Regions from separate parts of the Homo sapiens genome. Here region 1 is linked to region 2. A link is a loop called in an ENCODE intact Hi-C map of the cell type or tissue named here. Cell type or tissue: Caco-2. All regions are shown on one strand. Links, peaks and the distances in the headings refer to the core of each region. The heading gives the core; the rest is flanking DNA. Region 1 holds the start of NAV2-AS4 (NAV2 antisense RNA 4). Region 2 has its middle 66 kb from the start of NAV2-AS5.

Region 1 (12,403 bases), core at 2,215-10,214, 84 kb before region 2:
TTCCTACCAATCTGCTACCATTATCTGGAGACAAGAACTTCTTGTTTCTTACCTAGATTATCTCCATTGCCTCCTAACTGGCCCCCTGCTTCTTTGACTACCTACGGTCTTGGCTCAGAGCAGCAGCCAGAGTGAGCCTGTGATTAAAACAGCCTTAGCTCCCTGCCCAAATCACTCCCTGCCTCCTTACTCTGGTTCATTTTTAAAGTAACTTATAATTAGGTGCTATTACATATATTTCTTTCTTTCCATGTCTATCTTCTGTTTCCCCTACCAGAATGTGAGCCCCATGAAGGCAAAGATTTTATCTGTCATGTTTAGTGCCTAATCCCTACTCTCTAGCATAGTCTATATATTTCTTCAATACCTACTCTATGCCAGGCAATAAATACATAAATACATAGAAATAGTAGTAATCTTTGTTGGATGAATATTATAAATATTTGTTGAAATACATACCGATATTTAATAAATAAATACTAGTTGGTAAATGAAGTATATATAAATATTTGTTGAGTGAATCAGTTTTCACAGGATAATGCTTTCAAGGGAGCAATGACTTTGAAGTCAAACTAACCTGAGTTCAAATTCTGAATATACTACTTCGTGGCTGTGGGACTTGGCAGATTCATTTAAACTCTCAGCCTGTTTCTAATCTGTATAATTGGAAGAATTAGGCCGACCTTTCAGGGCTGTTTTGAGTTAATGTGCATACAGTGCCTGCACAGTCCATGACACATAGCAGGTGCTTGGTTTTTTATCGTTTATTACTTTATTACTGTTGTTCCAACCTCTACATTTAGCCACGGAGCTCTGGAGCTTGTCACAAAACCACAGCACATTTCCGTGGCAGGTGAACTCAGACAGAAGCACAGCGGTGTCCATGCTTTGGGGGTGGGAAGACTTGGATTCAAGTCCACGTGATACCATCCATCAGCAGGGTGACCCTGGGCATGCCATTTAACCCCTCTGAGCTTCAGTGTTCTCAGGCATGAAGAGGAAATAATGACCACATCTATTTCATACAATTGCTGTGAGCCCTTCTGGTGTGCATGATATGCGTGTAAAGCACATAGGGCATAGCCAATTCTAAGCAAATGCTACCTTGCATTATTACCATCTAACCTGACAGAGCTCAGTCCCTGCCTCGTGATGCCCAGGGTGCTGCTTTGAGCTTCATGCCACCCTGCCTGCCTGTGGATACACACAGTGGTAGGAGCTTGCAAAGGCTGTCCTGTAACTACAGCTACCTCCTAAGAAACAATCACACCCCACCCCACACAGAGGCAGTCCCCACACCGCCTCTTTGCTGGGGTCACCAGAATGCTAATGCCAGGCTATGGTCCTGCCTGCAAGTGATCTTCCTCACCACTTCCAGTGGTGACAATGGTGACTTGCTCAGGGGACTTCTGACCCTCCAGCTGCCACCAGTGTGCTTTGTTGGGCCGATGGTTTCCACTGGGGGAAGGGAGACAGACAAATGCTGATTTTTCCATTCGAAATATCCCATGACCTTCCAGCAACCTCCCACACCCCTAGAGGAGGAGGTCAATGGTAGTAAAAAAGATGTTTTGTTTTCCTTCTGTAAAGAAAAATGACGCTTTGTGTTCCACTCTAAATTATCTTTCTGACTGGAACCCAACTAATTCAGAAGTTAGAACACCTATGTAGGGCAGGAGGCCCGCTGGTCTCTTCACCGGTCACTGAGTGATTTGAAGAGGTTACTGTGTGAGGGGCTCAGGACAAGGGGGTGCCCTGTCCTATTCCCTCAGCAACTTCCACCCCACATCAGCCACCAAGGGGAACCCTGGACCTCTGTGCTGGTGCTCCAGTGGTCCCTAGGGCAGAAAAGTTCCCGTACCCCTGGGACTTATATCCCAGGTGGGGAGACAGGCCCCAAAGGACATAAAGACATAAACAAGGTAACTTCCATTCGGGTAAGGGCTCCAAAGAAAAAGAAAAAGGCGACATGTTAGAGAATTACTGGGGATGGGGTGGGGCGGGTCTCAACTGACACTGTAATTGGGATGGTATTGGGGGGCCTCCCAGAGGAGGTGTCACTTCCATGTCCTTTCACACAAGTACACACTCTCTCAGGGAGCAGCTGTACCCCCAGCACTAAATCTACTGCCCAGCAAGAACTAGACAACCATGCGTATGTGTTAAATGTTAATCAATGCAATGAGATGTAGCTGTTTGTGGATCTAAATGCTTCTTAACTTTATGACTAACTCAGTAACTTCAGCTCCTGCTTTCCAAGAGCTAATCCAAGGAACAGACTACAGTGAAGTTTTCATGGGGCACCAATAACATGAGAAAAATAAAGACAATATTGGGAGTTTTTATACAAAAATCTAATTTTTTTAGTGTTTATTCTGAGATTAAGTTCTTTCCGACCTGGAGTGTGTGTGTGTGTGTGCACGCACGTGCCAAAACGCCCTTTCTTCTATAAAATAATGGTGCTGGATGTTCACTTTTTAGGTTTCTTTTTCTTTAATGTTTTTTCTTGGCAAAATAAGTTTCTACTCACTCTTTTTTTTTTTTTTTTTTTTTGAGATGGAGTCTCACTCTGTCACCGGGCTGGAGTGCAGTGGCATGATCTCAGCTAACTGCAAACTCCACCTCCCGAGTTCAAGTGATTCTCCTTCCTCAGCCTCCCGAGTAGCTGGGACTACAAGTGTGCATCATCACACCAGGCTAATTTCTGTATTTTTAGTAGAGACAGGGTTTCACCATATTGGCCAGGATGGTTTCGATCTCTTGACCTCGTGATCTGCCCATCTCAGCCTCCCAAAGCGCTGGGATTACAGGCATAAGCCACCGTGCCCGGCCTTCCCATTCTTAAAAAATGGGAACCACTGTTTTATAGACTTTTTACTTGGCAGCCTGAAGGCTAAAGGAAAGCTAGCTTCATTTTGGAAGGGAGCTGGCAAATGCCTTCCAGCCGCCTCTGCCCACCTGCCGGAGTCCATCCCTGTTTTGGCAGTGAGGTGATGGGGTTTCAGGTCTTTGGAAGTCAGACAGTGTGTATGAGAAATGGACTCACCTGCAGTTTCAGTAAAGGATGAAAAATAAGAGACATGGCGCACTGTTCTCTCAGCAGTGTCCCTAAACTGCAAAATGCTCCTTCTCACTAAAAATTACTGGGGATGAGGGAAGGCAAAGACCAGAAGGTCATGAAAAGAACTGCCCAGGGTCCATGATGGCTGATTTACAGCAGATTTATGCAAAAGATCTTCCTCAAACCACCTCCTTTTCTGCTACCATTTTTCTTTTCCCTTTGTCCCTCCATGGTCCCCTCCCAGATTAAAAACATGAAACTGGGGTGGGAGAAGAAGCACTGGGAGTGTGCTATGTTTCCTCGATACAAAAATTATTAATCCTTCATGCCTGCCATGTACCACACAGCAGGGAACGTGGCTTGATTTCACAAAGCTCTGGGAAAACTTCCCCACTGCCATGTCCCTACCATTTGTTAAGAGAAACAATTGCAGCCTGATTCCCAGGATTGTGTGTGTGTGTGTGTGTGTGTGTGTGTGTGTGTCAGGGCAGGGAGCTATCTCCTTGTGACTTGGCTGCACCCTCAACCCCACAGGGAAGTGGCAGGGAGGTCTGTAGAATTCCCCTCTGTAGGAGTGCTGGTGGGAGGTGGGCTTGACCAGTCAGAAGGGACCACCCCAGATGCAAATCAAGAGCCTAAGTCAGAGTGCATTCCAAGTGTGTGGACCCTAAGACAGACAAAAAGACATCATATACTTTGCAAAATACTGTGAGAGATCAAGCTGCAGAAGTTCATGATTGGCATCTGATAAATTCAAGAGAGTGCTGGATGCGGAGAGAGTTGCTGAGTGGACGGGGTGGGGGTGGGGCTGGTGCTACCATGTCCAGGCTAGGAAAAGCAGTTTCAATGGGCTGGAGAGCCTGATGTCTGTCCACTGGAAAGTTGAAGCTCATTGGACTGGTGCCTGATACAGACTTGGGAAAGTTAAAGGCAAGGGAGTGTGGCTATCGGCTGGGAGATAATGAAAGATGGAGAGAGAGAAAGAGCAATGAATTAGTCAATTTTCATGCTGCTGACAAAGACACACCTGAGACTGGGTAATTTATAAAGAAAAAGGGGTTTAATGGACTCACATTTCCACATGGCTGGGGAGGCCTCATAATCGTGACAGAAGGCAAAAGGTACATCTTACATGGCAGCAGACTACAGAGAATGAGAGTCACGCAAAAGGGGAAACCCTTTATAAAACCATCAGATCTCGTGAGACTTATTCATTACCATGAGAACAGTATGGGGGAAACTGCCCTCATGATTCAGTTATCTCCCACAAGGTCCCTCCCACAACACGTGGGAATTATGAGAGCTACAATTCAAGACGAGATTTGGATGGGGACACAGCCAAACCATATCAAGAGAGATAAACAATAGAGATGGTGGGGGTGGGAGGGTTGGAGAAAGATGCCATAGCATGGAGAAATAAACCAACTCTCCCTCCCCAGCAGCAGCCAAGGAGCCATGAACCCCAGGGACCTAGGATGTCCTCAGGAATGTTGGCCTGAGAAGGAAAGCTGGGATGAAGAAGAATTACCACTACCTTACTCCCAAGGTCTGTGGGTACAAAAATGGTATTTTCCAGATATGGACTTTGTGTAACAGAAAGTTGGCCCAGGGAAGTAATGGACCTCAGCAGAAAGCTGGAATGAACTTCAGATTTCCTAAGGGGTTGCCAAGCCAGTGGTGGCCTCATGATCAAGTGCAATCAGCCAGGTCAGGGGACTGTAGGAGAGCTTCCCCAGCCATCCTGGGGACTCTGAGAAAGTGGGAAAGACCTCTACTGCAGAGTGGGTTTTAAATGTCTGCCAATAAGCACAAGCACACCAGGCAAGTAAGAACTGTCTTTCCCTCTTTTCCCCTTCTTCTTCATCCAATCCTGGAGTGTGCAGTGAGTAAACAATGGGTGAAAAAAGAACAGAGAAAGAGATAAGAGGCCAATCATATTCATTCCCCCGAGACAAGGCTGACTCTGAAGCTGACTTTAGAAAGAGAAGGGGAGAAGATTGATCTCCAATTCAAATGCAGAGTTGGAATTAGCACACAGGACTGGGAATTCCAATTACAGAACTGAGGCTGTGTTTTGTGACTTCAAGTTATGCAAGATATTACCTAACAGAGGACGAAAACATTGTGGGGCCTCTTTGAGTTTTCACTGCAGGGGAGAAGAAAACACTGAGAGACAAAAATGAAGTCATGTTCTGCTCATTCTAAGAGTTATGCTTGATTAAAACACAGTGAATCAGGAACCAGGAGGAGCTGTAATGGCCCTGGGGTGATTTTTTTAAAAAGACAAGGCAGAAAGGACAGGTCTGCCTTCGTGACACTGTGGCAGTAGGGCCATGTGTGGACCTCTCAGCATGATGCTGAAAGAGAAGGAAACCTTCTTCTGGGGCAACATTTCACAATGCCCACCCAAACCTTTGCACCTCCTGACAGGGAGGCGGGGAACATTATCAGGAGAGGTGGGACCTGTCCCCGAGACCTGGGCCTCCACCCTAGGATACACGTCCAGCTTCCCCTAAGCCTGAAGACTGGTTTTTCTGAACTACCAATCTCAGCAGGTCATCAGATAAATACCTGGGATTCCATATCAATGAGGGAGAAAGGTTAAACTTCCTCAAAGGAAGGGAGGGCAGGTAGGTTATCTCCAGGAGGCATTTTTTGTCTCCTAGATAAGAAAATGCAGAATGAGGGCACTGTTCCACGATGTGATAGGTATTTCTCCAACCACTTCTTCTGTGGGAACAAGACTATCCCCGCAGTTTTGCCTGCAACCCCCTCACTGAGAGAAGTGCCCACTTTGCAAAGATGGGCAGGTTCTCGCTGAAGTTGCTTCCTACCTCAGGGACTACCCAGCCTTCTAACCTTCTTCCCCTGCGTGGCTCCCTGGGCACACAGACTTGTCAACACCTTCGTAAAGAAGATGCGTGGTTTCCACATCACTAACGACAGACCGCAGTCCTCACTTCCTCTGCCTGCACCCCCTCTTCTATTTCACTCAGACCAAGTTTGGTGGCAGGCTCAAGGAAGCATATCCAACACCACTTAAGAAATTCATTCTAGAGTGGTTTGGGATTGGCACACAGCAAAGCCTGAGCATTTCTGATGATCTGAAACATGGTGTAGGAAAGGGGCCACTGGAGACCAACACGTGGCTTCAGCTCTGCCACCTACTTGCCATGTGTCCTTGGGCAAATCAGTGCACCTCTCTGGGGCCCAGTTTCCCCATCTGTCAATGACACAGGTTGGACAGTAAGATCCTTTCTAGCTCTAATGAACTCCAGTTCTGTGAAATCTGCTATGGCTTAGGACACACTGCACTTTAGCTTGAATTTATGACCCAGACAACTATTTGAACACAAATTTGATATTTCTTTTATGGAGAAATGAATGACATTCACAGGGTAATAACTAGGAAGCCATTTCAAACCCGGGATTAACAGGAAGAAAAAAACCCCACATCTCCAAACTTGCTAAATATAATTGTGTTTACACAACACTGATCTTATATGCCACTCTAAACACGAAGCTGTGTCTGTTAGCTGAAGTCAAAGGGCCTGGATATCACAATCCTAAATAACAATTGTAGAAAGCCTAGAAGCTTGTAAAGAATTAGCAGGAAAGAGACACCATCTCCTAGGGAAGTCCTTAGAGCTTAGGAAAATTTGAGAGTGGGGTGCTGGGACTTCCCAATGTGAAATTAATATCTTAAAAAAAGATAAAAACAATAAAGTCCCCAAACTTCTGCAAGCTTTCCAAGAGTCTGTTACAAGCCTGGCCCTTTTAGGCCCAGCCCCCCACCAAAGCCAGTACTGACGTCAGCTCACTGTCTCCATAGCCGGCAGCCCTGGGAGCTGAACTCACTAGATCAATGAAAACATCAACCATGCCAGACGTGCCTGCCCTGCTCCAAGCCTGCCAAGGAGCCAGGGGTTCAGGTGCAGAGCCGGGCCATCTGTCATTAGGCTCTGCTGTTAATTGCTGTGCTAATGAACAAGGTTTGAACTGGAGGCACGAAACGCACATGCAGATTTACACACAGCTCTGTAGTACTGTGTCCCATTCCCTGACAAGCTAGCACAGTCTCTTGGATGCAAAGGTAAAGGTGGCCAAGTGACATCACACACACAGACGTTGCATAACCCAACCAGCAGATACTCCAAGTGGCAGATGTGCAGAATTTTTCAGCTAGGTGCTCATTCCTCCAGTCATCCATCTACTCAACAAATACTGGCTTGGTCGTGGCCACCATGTCAAATGCCAGGGCTCCAGAGATGACAACAACAGGGTCCCTACCCTCAGGGGATCATATCCTACCAGGGGAGATAGAGAGGTGAACAAACAGGACAAATACAGGTTGACAAGTGCTAAGAGAGAAGTCAGAGGCTGTGGGAACAGAGAGGAGGAGTATCTAACCAGCCTGGAGTATCTGGAAGACTTCCTGAAGGAGGAGAAAACACCTGGGCTAAATCTTAAAGGAAGACCAGAAGCTACCCAGGGAAAGAAGTGAAGGAAGGCATTATAAACAGAGAGGCCAGGAGGTAAGAGAGAACTTCAGTGTCTGGGGACACAGGGAGTCAGATACAGGAGGCTCAGAGTGGGCGATGGGAGGTGAAGAGTGAAGACACTGGGGTATAGAGAGTGAGGATGCTGGAGAAGAAGGTGGGGTGCAGATGGTGACGAGTCCTGAAGAGCAATTGCTTTGCAAACCTTGATCAAGCTCTTGCAATGTGCAAACGATGGCATTAAGTCAATGTGGGGGCCCTTGCCCTCATGGCACATGGACTTCCTAGAGGAGAAAGAAGAAGAGTGGCTCGGAAGAAGAAGAAATGTCACCAGACTGAGTTAGTCAGAGAAGGCCTCGCTCTAGAGGAAGCAGAACTGGGCCTCCAGCTTCAGGCAGAACTTCAACAGGTGAGCCAGTGCCACCACCCAGATGTTTTGTGTATGTTGCCTCACCAAATCAATGATGACATGACATCTTCCCATTTTCCAGGTAGGGAAACTGAGGCCCAGAAAGCTTAAATAGTTTGGGAGCTGGGAAGTGGAACAGGAGGGATGCACTGTTCCTGACTCCAGAGCCTGTGCCCCATCCATTTCACCTTGCTGCTCCCCAAGGCTTTCCTGGTCAAGGGAACAGCCTGACAAGCATGGGGAAGGCATGTGAAAGGCACACAGGAGGACCGGGCAGGAGGCGGTTTTCACTGGAGAAGGGAGTTCGTGTGGAGGAGATGGGGGCCTTGGGTGTGGAGTGATGGTCAACAGAGCAGCACAAGCTTCAGCTTTGAAGTCTAGGAGCCCAGGGACAAGTGAGGTACCCTCTCCTGGCTGCAGACTTCTCACTGCAAAATGGGACCTAACACCTGCTTCCTCTGGATGAATTCTCCAATGAGAACCCAGTGAGATAATGAGTCGAGTGCTTAGGAGATGGCCTCATGCCTTGTGAGTCCTCAACTGTGGATGATATGATCATTTTAATCAACAGCCATCATTATTCCCAATAATAATAACTGCAAGTAAGACCCCGGAGGTAGGTTGGGGCTGGTATATGGAGGACGCTGAGCTCTAGGCAGCCATGCCATCAGGATTCTGTTGACATTGGGGAATTAAAGTGACAATTCTTAAGAACAGACGTGAAATAACAGCTTGGACAGAGCATGTTCTCTTCTACAGAATAACACAGCAACTCCCTTATTCAGAAGTGTCATGATTTTTCTCCTATGCAGAAAAATTGTATCACAGTGAAGAAAGGCATGCCCAACACTTCAAATGCTGGCCACAAGGTGCCAGTGGGGGTGACAGTGACCATCTGAAGGCTGGACACACACCAGTGGCACTCCAGTGGTGAGGAGGCTCAGGAGGGCCTCATGGGTTCCAGCAGGGGCCAGGGGCACTCTGGATACCCCCGGCTGGTGAGGAGGGAAGAAGGCGGGGTCACTGTTGCTGGCCCCTTACTGCTGACACTATGAGCCTCTTGAAGGTGTGGGGCCTCATCCTCTAAGCTGTTTATCGCTGAAAATCAGAAACCTCTGGAGGCCACACTCCTGTAAACACAGAAGCAGATGCTCCCTGGACCACTCCTCTCTCTATCAAAAAGAATAAGGCAGTGGGCTCCTCCTCCAGTGGTGGGCTTGGAGACGATGGAGGGAGGCGAATGCCTTGTGAGGGGTGCAATGTGGCTTCATTTTGAGCCTGTCTCCCACCTTCTTGCTGTTCTGCAGAAGAGGGAGGCTGTGTGGTGGCTTCCAAGCGGCACAGCCATCCTTGAGGAAGGCAAGTGGGATCTGGCGTATGTCGGGCACCAACAAGTCCTTGAGCTCATTTACTGTCTTGTGACCTCTCTATGTAGCAGGCCTTATCCTCACTTTACAAACAAAAATGTGGCCCCAAAAGGGCAAATGACTGTCCAAGCCATGCAGCTAGTAGGCCACTGAGCTGGATCCAAACCCATCTGCCTAAACTCTAAAACCCCAGTTTTAGCCCCTGCCAAATTCTGCCTCTCAGAGCAGAGGGTGGGAGAGAGAGTAGTTGGCTACAGTTCTTCACAAAAGTGATTGAATGATAGTGGCCAAAGAGAAAGGAAGGGTCCAGAGCCATGCAGAGGGACAGTCCTGGGTTTGCATTTCTGCTGGAGCGACCGTTGGCACGTTACTTATTCCCTCTGATTCCTGCTTCCTCATCTGGAAAATGGATCTCAGAAGGCCTATGTGCAGGGTGGTTGTGAAGACCAGACACAAAAGACTGAAGCCCTTGGACTTCAATAAGTGCTCACTGATATCAGATATAATTATTGGTTATTATTACAGAGTGGCAGATAGGGTAAGGAGCTCCTCAAATATCCCCACTAACGCATAAGATAGGTCAAGAATGAAACTGTGAGCTGCACAGGGCGTGAGAATTTTCTTCTGCCTCCCCGATAACTGGATCCTTTATTGCTGAGCACTTATGTACATTATCTAATTTCATCTTACCCAAAACTCAGAAACTAAATGTCCCATCACTTAGAGAGCCAGCTCCGATTTGGCCGTGGATTCTAAAGCCTGTGCTCCTCAAAGCTTGGCTCTCTGCTGCTGTGGATCACAGCTACCTAGGACTTGGGGACTGGCCTCTGGGTCCATGGTCTCCAAGAGGAAGCCTGGTGTCTCCTCACAGCCCCCTCACCCTCCTCTCAGAGGGTCTGCCCAGCAGTAGCACGTGACTCAATCACTCTTCTAAACCCAGTGGCAACCACTGGCCACCCACTATGAATGACCCAAGTGGAAGAGTTCTCTCCAGATGGGGAGACGCAGGGTTCAGCTTGGAGTGTTTGGGTTCCAAGGCCCATCACCACGCCCCGCCTCATGGCCAAATGGCTGTTGGACCCAAATGCAGGCTTGCAGGGTCCAAATAAACCAGATAGGCAGGCGCATGGGCCTTCTTAAAAGATTCCAAGGCTGTTCTTCCATTCCCTTTCCATCAAACCGCTGCCTCAGCCCACAGCGAGGGCCAGGGGAGCTGTAAAATCCCCATTTGCCACAATTAGCAGATGAGTAATGAAATGGTAATGGCAGCCAGCAGTGGCCTCTGCTCTCCCAAGGCCCACGCCCCTGCCTCCTGTGAGTGCCAGCTTGGGACTGAGACCAGCAGAGCACCTGGTACCCAGAGGTACCTGGAGACACACCACTGGGCCCTCGCTTGGCAAAGTGCATCTTCCTGTTCCCCCTTCCTGAAATCTGAGCTGTCTTTGATATTCCTGGGGAGCTCATGTCCTCTATGAGAGGCCTTAGCTTAGGGTCTCCAAAGATAGGGTAAAATAGGGGAGGGGGCCCTAGAGGATGGGAAAGGAGGAAGGAGGGAAAGGGGGAACAGCATTTGCATAGAGCTTGGGGCAGGAAGGAGCTGTCACTGAATGGAAAGCAGGCAGCGTGGCTGAAACACACAGTGAGGTACAGGATTGGGAGGCAAAGACAGTCAGGTACACTGAGGTATGGGACAGGGAGGCAGAGACAATCAGGTGGGCCCCACAGGCCACGGGGCGGATTTTGCCTCAGGGTTGGCAGGGCATCCCATGGCTTCTTCCCTTCTGCCCTGGCAAGTCATTTAATACTTTTCTAGTTTTCAGCAGCATTTTAAAATTCATCTGTAGCTGGCCGTGCGTGCCTGAAAATGAGCTGGTGTCAGCTCCTGGGCTGTTGTCTAGTAAAATGCCCATGAGTGTTTGTTTATGAGTGCATCGCAATAAAAGGATTAGAGGCAGCCATATCCTTCCAGGGGTCCCTGTGGTCAGTGGCTGCCTGAGCGTGGAGGAGAGTGGAGCTCTGGGCACCCTGCCAGGAAACACTCTGTCTCCTTTGGTCCAGCAAAGAAAGGACCTCAGTGCCCTCAGGCCCTAAGAGTAAAGTTAAAGAAAGCCTGGGCCAGAGAGAAAGAGTTATCCCTCCAAATGCTTCCGTCTTGCTTAGTTAATCTAATCTGCTTTATGTAGCACAAAATAAACACAACCCCTAATTAGCAGGTTCATGCTGCAGCTGAATTCTCAAACGCGCTTCACAGATTCCAGCCTCAGCATTCCCAGAGAAGGCCCAGGATCTCCCTGAGAGGCCCAGTTGGTGTTTGTGGAATCATCACTCCTCTGGTGATCACGCAGTTTGCCTCACTTTCTCCATGGAGCTCTTTGCTAAAGGACATTCTCCTCCAGGTCAGTGCTCCAGCCAGCCAGCCCCAGCCTGGAGGGTCTGCTTAAATGAGATGGGAGGGGTAACATGGTGCATTGACATGCTGGGCTGAATCTCAAACCAAGGCAGGGGCAGCCTTCCTGAATGTCAAACCTGGAAAAGGGGGATTCTGTCATTCCTTCTTTCATTCAGCAACTAGTTACAGAGCACGCACTCTCTGTTAGGTGGCAGAGGGAGCTAGAGCTACATCATCAGGGTTCAAACCCTGGCTCTACCGTCTCCGAGCTCTGTGGCCTTGAGCAAGGGACTTACTGCTTTGTGCCTCAGTTGCTCCACCCATAAAATGGTGATAATGAAAGCACACATGTTAAAAGGAAACGTGAAGATTAAATAAGGCATAAAGAGTTAGGACAGCCCCTAGCACACAATAAGCACCTTACGAGAGCCCATGCTGCATGAAGGCAGAACTGTGCACCTGCCTTGTTCATCATTTTATCCAGGCACCTGGGAAGCCTGCCCTGAGAGGCCCAGTTGGTATTTGGTGGTAGAAGGCAGGTGTTCCACAAAGATTTTGGGAACGAATTATGAATTAATGAAGTTGAGTGGTTGTTCTTGTTATTATTATTATTGTTGTTAATATTGCTTACTTCAGGCTGCTATAACAAAATACCATAGACTGGGTGGCTTATAAACA
Region 2 (12,403 bases), core at 1,635-9,634:
TCTGGAAGAGATTGGCAGTATCATGTTTCCAACTAGTTTTGTTCATTTGGAAAAGGATTCAGGTTAGGATTAGAAAGCAGATAAACCTCTTTTACCGCAGGCCTCTGAGCAACAGTGGCTCTCAGTATCCCAAGTTGTGAGTGGGGCAAAATCTTCTTGATTCCGGGGAGGGGATACATAGAACTCCCTTCTGGTCCAGCAGGCAGCATAGTAACCTCACTTCCTCATGCAATGTTCTTTTCCTCACTATTGTCTCCCCTCCTTGGAGAGAAGTAGAATCACAGGTGCCTGGAGGACTTTCATGGCACTAGAGAGACCAGGCTGACGCTTGGCTCCCCTTTCCCTGGTCCCAGGCTACATCAACATCTGTTCCACACTGTTGTTTGGGGGTCATGAGACCTCCAGTCTGTAATGGGATGGTCATATTCAAAAGGACAATGGCCTTTACAATGACCTGGTTCTCCCTCCCCACCAGGCTCTGGCTCCCACATTTGAGGTGCTCCAAGCAGTTCAGCGGTTCAGCTGTTTGCATTAATGATGACTCTGGCGGCAGGCAGGCAGGCAGGCAGGCACACCGTCTGAGATGCAGTCCTCATTCTTGTTATCGAATCCCCTAAAGCAATTGCTAACCCCCTGCTATCACCTGGCAGGCTAGAAGGAGCTCATTAAGAGGCAGAAAACTCCCCAACATGTCCAAAAACTCCATTCTCTGGAGAGCTGCCCACTGAGGCAGATAAACCTTGAGTTGTGTCAACTTTCATTTAAACCCAAACAACCTCTGGCCTTGTTCTCTGTGTCGGCTGAGCCTTGGTTAATGTCACAGAACATATACTAAAAGGAACTGGGAGGGAAGGAAGAAAGGATGCAAAATTTGTATTTAAATTGCTCCTCCCCAATCCTTAAAAACATGGAGGCATCTAGGAACCCATAGCTATGATTCTCTGGTGGTGGGAGGGAGGGGTTTTCTAGCCAAGAGAACTAAGATCCCTGATCCTGTGCTTCAAACGAGGCTACTTGGTTCCACTTTCATTACCTTAGTCTGGGAAAGTGAGGATAGGTGAATGTAGAGCTAGATAATCAAATCGTTGTTTTTCTTGTGTTGTTTCCTGAAGAAATTCTATAGATGAGACTGAGCAAACTAAGATCTGGAAAAAGTCTTGAAGATGCACAGCATGGTAAAGCAAAATGACTTGGGCTTTGCACCACAAAGACATTGTTGACACAAGGACATATGACAGGATGACATAGCTAAGAAGTTGAGTCTACAACAGAGAATGGGCAAGTGACTTAATCTCGCTTTCTGCCTCAGTATTTCTCACCTGTACTATGGGGATAATAACATCACCTACCTTGTAAACTATTGGAAAGATTAAATGATATGGTTGCTCTGTTTAGAGCCTAATATGGTACCTGGCACATGTAACTTCCCTCCATCTCCCTTTCTCTCTTATTTAAAAAAAAAAAAAAAAAAAATCAGAGGCCCAGAGACAATAAAGAGGGCTGCCAAAAGCCACAGAGCTAGATCCAGCTAGTGGAAATGGGCAAGTATCAGTCTCCTAACACTTTCTGCTTTTTCCTAGCTACATCTTGACATTCTGCTGAATTACCCTTGGCAAATGGATGTGGCTCGAGAGACCAGAGTCCCTACCCAGTTAAAATTCAAATCTTAGCTCCAAAATTTACTATGTGAATATGGCATAATTCCATCAAGTACCTTGTATCAGCTTCCTTATCTATAAAGTGGGGATCATAGCAACTTCATAAGGTTTGTGATGAGGATTAAACAAGTTAACATGAATAAAGTGCCTAGTCCCATGCCTGGTGCCTCCCAGGAGTTCAGAGTCCCCTCCCTCAGCTCCTTCTTCACTGTATCTCCCACAGTGTCCAGCACAGTGCTCTACCTGCAGGATGTATTCTGATCTTTGTTGGCCAGTAGGACTAAAAAAAAACCACCTGCCAGAAAAATGTAGCCTTCTGGTCACCAAATTCAAAGGGGGCCCTGTCTATCTTCAGGACCACATTCCTTATTTCCTCTTCCCGTGTTTGACTGTCTGTTTTGCACCTGTGCACCATGTTCTCAATCTTCTGCATGCCTCTCTTCAACCCCAGGACCAGACCACAGTCCACCTCCCATTCACCCAGTGCCTGATTCTCCATTGATAAATAATGATGGTGGTGATGATGAAGATGGAGATGATGATGGCAGTGATAGCAGAGATGGTGGTTGTGGTAGTTAACTTTTATTGAACTTTTACTCTGGGCCAGACATTTTCCTATTCTTCATATAGATTTCTTTCTCCAAGTCCCATAATATCCATATGCCTATTTATAAAAAAGTTTAAGTAATTCACAGGGCTAAGTGATGGAGTTGGAATTCACATCTAGGCATTCTAACTCCAGAGTCTACACAGTTAACCACTAGAAAAGCCTGAAAACGACCTCTCAGGGGAGATCTTATTCTATATTTTATAATAATTAGTAATAATATAATAATTAGTAATAATAATAATAAAGGAACAACAGCAATAACAATGTAATTATTAAGGTAGTATTAGCTGCTTTAACAGGTAAGATCCAAACTCTTGGTGGTTCAACACAAAGGGAACTCATTCCTTGTTCATACAGAGTTCAATGATAGAGTGAGGGGAGGAGCAGGTGGGCAGTGGGGGGCCGGTTCTACAGCCATTCAGGGATCCAGGCTGATGGTTGCTGCACCATCTTCAGCACATGGTTAAACCACAGCAAGAACATTTTATGAGCCCATCTGGAAGAGGCATTACATCACTTCTATCCACGCTGTATTTGCCAGAACTTAGCCACATGACTTTCCCTAGATGCAAGAAAGGTTGAGGAATGGAGTTCCTGGCTGGGCAGGGCTTCTGAGCAATAACTCTTCACTGTGGAGGGGGAGCCCAAATCTTTGGAGACAGCTAGCCATTTCTACCACAAACAACAATAGCAGCAACCATAAAGATAATAATAAGGGCCAGGCACAGTGGCTCATGCCTGTAATCCCAGCACTTTGGGAAGCCCAGGCAGGCGGATCACAAGGTCAAGAGATGGAGACCATCCTGCCCAAGATGGTGAAACCTCGTCTCTACTAAAAATACAAAAATTAGCCAGTCGTGGTGTCATGGTGGCTGGTGCCTATAGTCCCAGCTACTCAGAAGGCTGAGGCAGGAGAATCACTTGAACCTGGGAAGCAGAGGTTGCAGTGAGCCGAGATTGCGCCACTGCACTCCACTCCAGCTTGGCAACAGAACAAGACTCCGTCTCAAAAAAATAATAATAACGATAATAATAATAATAAGAGGAGTTGTCCCTTATTGAACACTCACTACGCATCTATACTAGGCTCTGTGCTAAGTACTTGATACAATTATATCTACTTTTCTGAACTCTAAAACATAGATGTTATTATGCCTATTTTACAGAGAAGAAAACTGACATTTTAGAAGATGTGAAGAATTTGCTCAATCTCACACACCTATCAAGGGGCAGATCCAAATTCCAAGCCAGATGTCTTAGTCTGGGTCTTGTAGAAAGCAGAGCTTGAGCAGTGTAAACACTCTTTGGGAAGTGCAAGCCCAGGACAGTGAGAAAGAGGAGAGAAGAAAACCCATGTGAAGAAAGGAGCAAAAGGATGCAAAGAGATGCCTTAGTGTGCTGGCCACTGCTTTACCACAAGCTGCTGGCAGATGCAGCAGGTCACCTGACAGGTGTCCTTGCTCAGCATGTGGGACTTTCTGCAAAAGATTTGCAAGGACAAACTGTATCTCAGAGTGGTCCATGGCAGGGAGAGAGAGTGGGGATGCACTGCCCATCTCTTTCAAGTTTCTTCCTTCTCATTGGTCCAACTCCATGGAGAGCTGACTGTATACTTCTCCGTCATTGCAGACCATTGGTGGCCACTGAGAAGGTCAGAAACCATATCCTGCAGTGTAGCATTTCATCCAAGTGTCGCAGTGGAGGAGCAACTCAGCAAGGATAAGGCCTGGCATAGAGGGCATGAAGGCCATGCTGTCCCAGGGCTTCAGCTCAGAGATTCTAGCAAGGATGCTGCCATAGGTGGCAGCAGGACAAGGTAACTGTGACTTCAGGAAGAAGGAAGTGGTATGAGGAATATGATGCCCAAGATTCATGTCTCATTCCCAAAGCTCAAGCTCTTTTTACTACGTTACCTGGCCTCCCTCTCCAGTTAGATCTAAATGTGGGTGTTTCAGACACCTTGATGGGTAGGTAGGGGGACCTCTTTGGGCGGGACTGCATCTCAGATCTTATCCTAAAAGGGACCACATTTCTCCCGATGGTGGAAGGGGCAGCTGAAATTAAAACACCAAAAACACAGGACAATCCACTTCTAAGCTGCTTTAGTCAAGGGAAACAAGCACATTCTTGAAGCTACTGGAAGAGAGAGAATGATACTTTTTATATAGCCTATTGTCACACTTGCTGTAAAGGTTGGGACTCTAGGGCCAAGGCAGCCACAGGGGGACTTGTTTAAGTTTACACAGCCAGTTGGTGGCAGGGTGGAACCAGAGCCCTGGGCCCTTGCTATGATGCCACCATCTCCCAACATCACTGCAGGCTTCTGCAGGCCACCTGAGCCCTGCCCTCTGATCCTGGCCAGCTCTCCCACACCTGGGCTCTCCCAGCAACAGCAGAGAAAGGTCAACTTCTCACATTTGAGAAATGCACCTCCTTTCTAGCCATATCCACCACCAGCGCATGAGTCACCTCTCTGGGGAAAGCCCTCCTCTGTGTTGAGTCATTTCACCTTTGGTTTTGAGTGATTCCAAACCCACAGACGTAATTATCCTTATGTATCAGCCAGCCTTATCACAAGAACTCAGCAACTTGCCTGTGCCGCCAGCAAAAACCAGATAGGAGCGGGAACTGTTTGAAAGCCTCAGGCAATGAGCAGGGGAAATAGGAATGGAGGCCCAGCCTCTTGCCAGGCCAGCCCCCTTTCCTCAACCATTAGGATTTCTGAGAGGGCCTCTGGGATGATGGGGAGGAGGGAGAGTGCAGGTGTGAGTGCACACAGTCTCCCCTCCCCAGGGCCCTCACATTCGGAGCTCCACTCCACTTCCGCCACAGCAGTCCCTGTTTCTAAAACTGGAGATTGCTAGACCAGGAAATGGCAGGCCTGAGCCAGTGGTTCCCAAGCAGCCCTGCCCCGCCTGCCAAGCCATTAGGAGGAGGATTGAGATGATGGGGGAACAGAGCAGGCACAATTAAACCACACGTTGCTATCTTGCAAATGGCATGAGCAATGTGATTTAACAGCTCATTATTAATGGGAAAAATAGATAAGGACCAGGTTCGGTGTCCAGAGGAGAGCTCCCAGACCAAATTGAATACGTGCTAATGCTTGCTTTCAAGCCAGCGGCTGACAGAAGGGTGGATTCCACTCCTGCCCAACTTAGCACCCCCAGCCCCTGGCTCCCTGCTGAAGCCAAGGGAGAAAATGGGCTCCGATAAATTGTCTGCTGCAACCAACATCCTCTCTTTGAGAATAACAACCACAAGAGAAGCACCACATCTGTTGTTTCACAAAATTGGTTAAAAAATAAATAAGAAGTAGCAGCCCACTTACAAGTGCCCACCATAAGACAGAATGAAGGAGTGGGTTGTTTCTAAAAGATTAGGAAGAAATGACGTGCAATGACTTCAGTCTTCTCTGAATCAGATCTCAGTTTCATGCTCTTACTGCTATCTGTACACAGGGCATTGTCAGCCTGTTGAAGGGTGTGTGTGTGTGTGTGTGTGTGTGCGTGTGTGTGTGTGTGTGTCCCAGTGTCCTTTCTTGTACCTCTCCGATCTGTTCTCCTCACAGCAGCCAATGTGATTTGATCACATATCTCTCATGTTTAAAACATTTCAATATCTCACTAGGACTCTTAAGTCAAAAACCAAAATCTCCAACATGGCTGAGAGACCTTGTAGGGGAATCTCCTCCAGGCTCTAGACCCATCCATCTCCAGCCATTCTCCTAGATGATCCCCAGGGTCCAGCCACACTGGCCTTTTGTCCTGCCAAGGCCTTTGCATCGTATTCCTCCCCCGGCATGAGACATTCTTCCCACCTCCTTTTGCCCCTTCTAAACCTAGTTAAACATCAATATCTCAATAAAGGCTTCCTGGGCTTTCTCCTTTATGTGCCCTTCCATCATCCTGTACATCTTCTTTGTATCATGTGCCACAGTTTTAATTACACAATTATTTGTATGGTTAGTTATTTAATGCCTGTTTTCCTCATTACACTGCAAACAATGACAGCAAGGTCAAACTGCATTTTTTCTGTACTGGTTTCTAGACGCTGTGGAAGATTGGCCTACTTAGCGATGGGGCAGAGGTGTTTCAAGATGTTTATCCTGCACAAAGAAAATAATGGGAATAGTTGTTGAGGGAGGGTGAAGGTTAAACCAAGCCTCCATTCATTCATTGAGTTAGTCAATCACCTAGAGTTCACTGAATGCCTAGTCGATGCCAGGAGGTGTGTAGACTGGGCAGTCAGGTTCAACAGTTAACAAGACAGCCATGGCTTGGTATTCTGTGCCCATCTCTCACCCCCTTACCATACTTGACTGCACTTAACCTAACACAGTCAGTACTTTCAGCATCCTCAGTACCAAATAAATGTTCAATGCAAGAATGAATGACTAGAGTTATATAAGACTCCCATGAGACAATCAGCCAGGAGCATAACCTAGCCCCTCTCCTTACCCCGTTCTCAACTTCCCAGACCCACCCTCTATTCCAACCATACCGACCCCAGCAGCTTGGACAATACTAGTTACACCCTTGTACAGGTTACAACCTTTCCCTTTGCCTAACTCCAACTCATCCTGAAGCACTTGGTTTAACCATCACTTCCTTCAGGATGCCTTCCCTGTCCTGACCATCACCACCACCACCACCCTCACTAGACCCAAGACTGACAACTTAAGACTGAGTTGGGATTCTTGCCATGGCTTCCCATAGCACCCACTATCTCCCCTGCTAATTGTCTGTCCTCCCCACTAGACAGTAGCTTCATGCAGACAGCAACCACGTCCATCTGGTATACCAGCCATTTGCCTGACACATAGTAGGCCCTGAAAGATTATTTTTTACGTGTGTGATCGACTAAACATTTGAGTGGCAATTGAACATAAAGAAAGAATGCTTCTATTATCTAGCTTTTAATTATATAACTTCAAATACATGGGCGTTTTGCTGAAGGTCTGGTCAAAAGGGTAAGTTACTTTTAAAAATTGTACTTGTAATTAATTTTTTTAAACCAATTTGTATGTTACTCTCAATATCCCACATTATCCTTGGCTATACCTGCAGCCCTGGGTAATGAGGACTGATGTTCAGAATGAATGGAAGATTAAATCACGCTCAGCGCATGTAAGAAAAATGAATTCTGACATGTTCTAAGGATTTTTAACAAGGGTTGAAACAAAAGAGGATTTCTAATTAACCCTCAGTTACCTAGGAAATTGCATCAGTCACAGTGTTCATTCATAAAAATGTATTTCTTGATCATGTCATGTATGAATGATTAAGGAGCCAAATATGTGAATGAGCACATTGGGACATAGAAAATAAACACAGGTATCATGTTGGGCCTATTACATAGGTTATCCCATCCACAGCTCGCAACCTCTCTGTGAGGTCAATATTATCACTGCCACTTTTTTTTAACTTTTAAATTCAGGGGTACATGTGCAGGTTTGTTACATAAGTAAAATGAATGACTCTTCCTATATCCTTTTTCTAAGGACCGGTGTGATTATGTGGTGCCCATCTGGATGATCCAGGGTAATCTCATTTCAGGAGGTTTGTTGTACAAAATTTCATCACCCAGGTATTAAGCCTAGTACCTATTAGTTATTTTTTTCTGATCCTCTCTCTCCTCCTACCCTCCACCCTCTTATAGACCCCAGTGTGTATCACTGCCACTTAGCTGGTATGATATTGTGATACAATAAGAAATATATATTTGGTCTTTGTCTTGGGTTCCTGGCAGAGAGTTTCTAAAACGCTTGGAACTTCCCGAGCCATAGGAGTGAAAGGAGCATCTTTTGCTATTCATACAAGCCCCTTCCAACCACACCTGAGTTTATGATAATGAGGTGACCCTTTGTGGGCCCCTAGAAAACTTCAAGATGGGGGCTGGCTGCCAGAGGAACCAACCATGCAATTAGAGGATTGGAGCAATCAGCCCTCTCCACTCCCCAATTCCAGGGAGGAGGGAGGGGCTGGCGATTGAGCTAATCACTAATGGCCAATGATTTAATCAATTATGCCACTTAATGAAACCTCTACAAAAAAAAAAATCTCTAAACTTCTAAGTTTAGACAGCCTTTGGGTTTAGAGAGCCTTTGGGTTGGAATGCATCCACATGCCAGGAGGGTGGCACACTCTAATTTTACAGAATGGAGACTCCTGCAATCAGGATCTTTCCAGACCTCATCTTATGCAACTCTCCTTTGGACTACTAATCTGTACCGTTTATAATAAACCAGTCAATGTAAATAAAATGCTTTCCTGAGTTCTGTGAGCCATTCTAGCAAATTATCAAACCCAAGGAAGGAGGTGTGGAAAATCCTAATTTATAGCTGATTGGTCAATGTCACTGGGTAGTTAGAGTCAGAATTGAATGGAATTGTTGGAATGGTTGGTGTCTGGAGAGTATGAAAATTGGTTGTTGGTGTGGAAAACCCTCACATTTGGTGTTAGAAGTGTTATGAGTTAAAAACAGATCATAGTAGCTGGTAAAACAGACTCTGAGATACAGAATAAGTTCCCCAGGATTGCACAGGTGACAAGGGCTAAAGACAAGATTTGAGAATAGGGCTGCTTGCATCCAAACCTGTGCTTCCCCTGCTCCCTGTCTTGCCACACACAGTGGTTGATGACTGCTACTTAATCTTCGGAAGCCTCAGCTTCTTCACCTGTAGACTGGGATAACAATAGTACCCATGAGGTTGCTGTTAAGGATTGACAAGACAGTCCATGGAGAGTACCTTGGTGCACATTAAAGCACAACGATGAGGCCACAGGGAACTCCTCTTTTAACCCTGAGAATGAAATGACTATAGAACAAGGGATGGGTGATAGTGGATCAGAAGTCAGGTGAGGCCAGAGTCAAAAGTAGAAGCACTTTATGTCATTGCCAAGGAGGCGGCTTGGAACCTAGCCCCAGTGAAGGCTTTTCATTCTTTTAAGAATTCATTCCAGAGACATTAAATCACCAGTGATTATGTTGGCACAGAGGGTGATATTATGGAGAAAAATACACATATCAATGACTCAGAAGTGATTCTGAAAACTCAGCCTCTAATTGGAGATGTTTGAGGAATACTTATTCAATGTATTTTGCCTGTCTTTTTTATGCTTGCACAATAGTTATATGATAGAAAGTTATGTCTAGTTAAGTATAAGAAAACTTTATAATGGGTAGAAACATTTGAAGTGATGAGAATGCATCGTTTCATAGTTTAATTGGCAGTAACTTTTTTTTCTGAGTGGCACATAAATCATAGTGAATGTTATAACCAATGGTTTTTGAGATTTGATGAAATGCAACAACCTTTTTACAAATAGACATTTGGATATTTGACCCATTTGTGAGCTTTAACTGCCTAAAGAAGGAATTCAGCCAAAGGTATAAAAGACTATTGTCCCCAGTATTTTCCAGAGTTAATTTTGCTGGAAAATAATGGTGCAAAGAAAGACAAGAGGACAGAAGGAAGGGGATGGAAAAGAGAAAAGGGAAGCAGAGTGTGGGGTGGGGTTGGAAACAGATTGTATATATTAACACTTGGATACAGGTTTAATCTGATTGATAGGAATAAATATTTAAAGGATGACACCAAGACACTGTGAAATCCTCAGTCATCAAGCAGAGATTACCATGTACATTTGGGAAGATAGTGGGTTTTGAGTTGAAAGTTTTCCAAGGATTGGAAAAAAGTATTTGTCTGGTTAGCCTTAAGTAATCAGAAACTAATGAACCTGGGACCTTCCAGTTAAATGAGTTGATAGTAGTAGCTTTATCTCATGAGTGGTCAGTTTCCTTTGTGATAGATCACATTATCTAGAAATGCACTGCTGCTTTCACAGTCTTGCCTACCTCATTTTAGTAATTAGGCAAGAAAAAGAAAGAAAAGGCATCCAAATAGTAAAGGAAGAAGTGAAACTGTCTCTGCTGACTACATGATCTTATGTATAGAAAATCCTTTAGACTCCACCAAAAATGTGTTATAACTTATAAAAGAACTTAGTAAAGTTACAGGATATAAAATCAATATACAGACACCAGTAGCATTTCTATACACTAACAATGAACTATTTGAAAAAAGAAATTATGAAAACAATCCTATTTATAAAAGCATCAAAGAAAATAAGATTTAACCCAGGAAATGAAAGCTCTGTATACTGAAAAGCATAAAATATTGATAAAAAATTGAAGATGACACAAATAAACGGAAAGGTGTTTCCATGTCTTCTAACCTATGTTCATGAAGTAGAACAATTAGTATTGTTAAAATGTCCATACTACCCAAAGCAATCTATAGATTCAATGAAATCCCTATCAAAATTCCAATGTCATTTTTCACAGAAATAGGAAAAACAATCCTAAAATTCAATGGAACCATGAGAGACCCCAAATAGCCAAAGCAATATTGACCAAAGGAAAAAAAACAAAGCTTGGTGGCATCACACTACAAGATTTCAAAATGTATTACAAAGCTATAGTAATCAAAACAGCATGTTACTGGCATAAAAACACACATAGACCAATGGAATAGGCTACAGAGCCCAGAAATAAATTCACATATCTATGATCAACTGCTTTTCAACAAAGATGCCAAGAACACACAATGGGGGAAAGAACAGTCTCTTAAATAAACAATTTTCGGATAACTGGACATCTACATGCAGAATAATGAAATTAAATTCTTGACTTATGCCATATATAAGAATCAAGTCAAAATGGATTAAAGACTTAAACACTTAAATATCAGACCTGGAACTGAAAAATTACTAGAGGCAAACATAGGAGAAAAGCTCTATGATGCTTGTCTGGGCAATGATTTCTTGGATGTGACCCCAAAATCATAGGCAACGAAAGCAAAAATAAACAAATGGGACTGCATCACACTAAAAAGCTCCACAACAAAGGAAGCAATTAATAGAATGAAGAGACGACACAGAGACTGGGGGGAAATATTTGCAAATCATACATTGGATAAGGAGCTGATATCCAAAATAGATGAAGAACTCAAATTTCTCAATAACAAGAACACAAATAACCGTATTAAAAAATAGGCAAAGGACTTGAATACTTTCTGAAATGAAGACATACAAATGGCCAACAGATATAGGAAAAATGCTCAACATCTCAATCATCAGCAAAATGAAACTTAAAACCACAATGAGCTATCATCTCACACCTGTTAGGCTGGCTATTATCAAAAAGGCAAAGATGACAAGTGTTGGTGAGACTATGGAAGAAAGAGAACGCTTGTACACTGTTGGTGGTACTGTAAATCAGTATAGGCATTTTGGAAAACAGTATGGAGGTCCTTTGAAAAACTAAAAATAGAATTACCACATGACCCAGCAATCCACTTCTGGGTATATACTCAAAGGAATTGAAATCAATGTCAAAGAGATGTCTGCACTCCCACGTTCACTGTAGCAGTATTCACAATAGCCAAGATATGGAAACAATTGAAATGCCCATCAACAGATGAATAGAGTTTTTAAATGTGGTATGTATACACAATGGAATATTACTCATCCATTAAAAAAACAGAAACATCTGCCATTTGTGACAACATGGATGAACCTAGAGGACATTATGCCAAGTGAAATAAGCCAGGCACAGAGAGACAAATACGATATGGTCTCGCTTATATATGGAATCCAAAAAAGCCAGACTCATAGAAGAAAGAGTAAAATGGTGGTTACCAGAAGCTGGTGGTGGGGTGGGAAAGGTGGACAGGGAAAGGCAAGACATTGGTCGGAGGATATAGTTTCAGTTAGATAGGCATAGCATGGTGACTATAATTAATAATAATGTATTGTACATTTCAAAATAGTTTAAAAAGAGGATTTTAAATGTTTTCACCACAAAGAAATGATATATATTTGAGGTGACGAATATGCTAGTCTAATTTGATCATGCCACAATGTATATATGTACTGAAACATTATACCATACCCCGTAAATATATATAATTATTTATCAATTATAAAGGAAAGAAAAGATTTCAAAGAACTGGATATCAGTGTGAGAAGTTGAGACATATTTTGAGAAAATAAAGGCTGTTTTTATCTTTGCTGAAAAGAGCTTGGCAAAAAAAAAAAAAAAGCCACAACCTTTTGCTTCTTTCCTGTGC

What was found. A loop is a pair of places that touch in the nucleus more often than their neighbours do. Peaks named below come from ENCODE experiments on the same cell type or tissue, not always from the same donor. Only the 100,000 strongest peaks of a DNase experiment are listed, where the experiment ranks them.
Region 1: it touches region 2 in a loop (4-fold over the local background); 2 of 110 quality-filtered maps call a loop at or near these places.

Annotation. Positions count from the first base shown.
Region 1 is chr11:19,519,079-19,531,481 of GRCh38, reverse strand. It overlaps NAV2-AS4 (NAV2 antisense RNA 4), which reads left to right and starts at 7,404. Exons shown (of 4, transcript NR_033989.1): 1 at 7,404-7,596; 2 at 11,588-11,732. It also overlaps a transcript of NAV2 not described here. In Caco-2, for the core only: no CTCF peak of the experiment used is centred there; DNase peaks (open chromatin) are centred at 5,531, 6,922 and 7,201.
Region 2 is chr11:19,434,822-19,447,224 of GRCh38, reverse strand. It overlaps a transcript of NAV2 not described here. Among named protein-coding and RNA genes, the nearest start is that of NAV2-AS5, 66 kb to the left of the region's middle. RefSeq lists enhancers at 4,634-4,723, 4,135-5,334. In Caco-2, for the core only: no CTCF peak of the experiment used is centred there; a DNase peak (open chromatin) is centred at 4,804.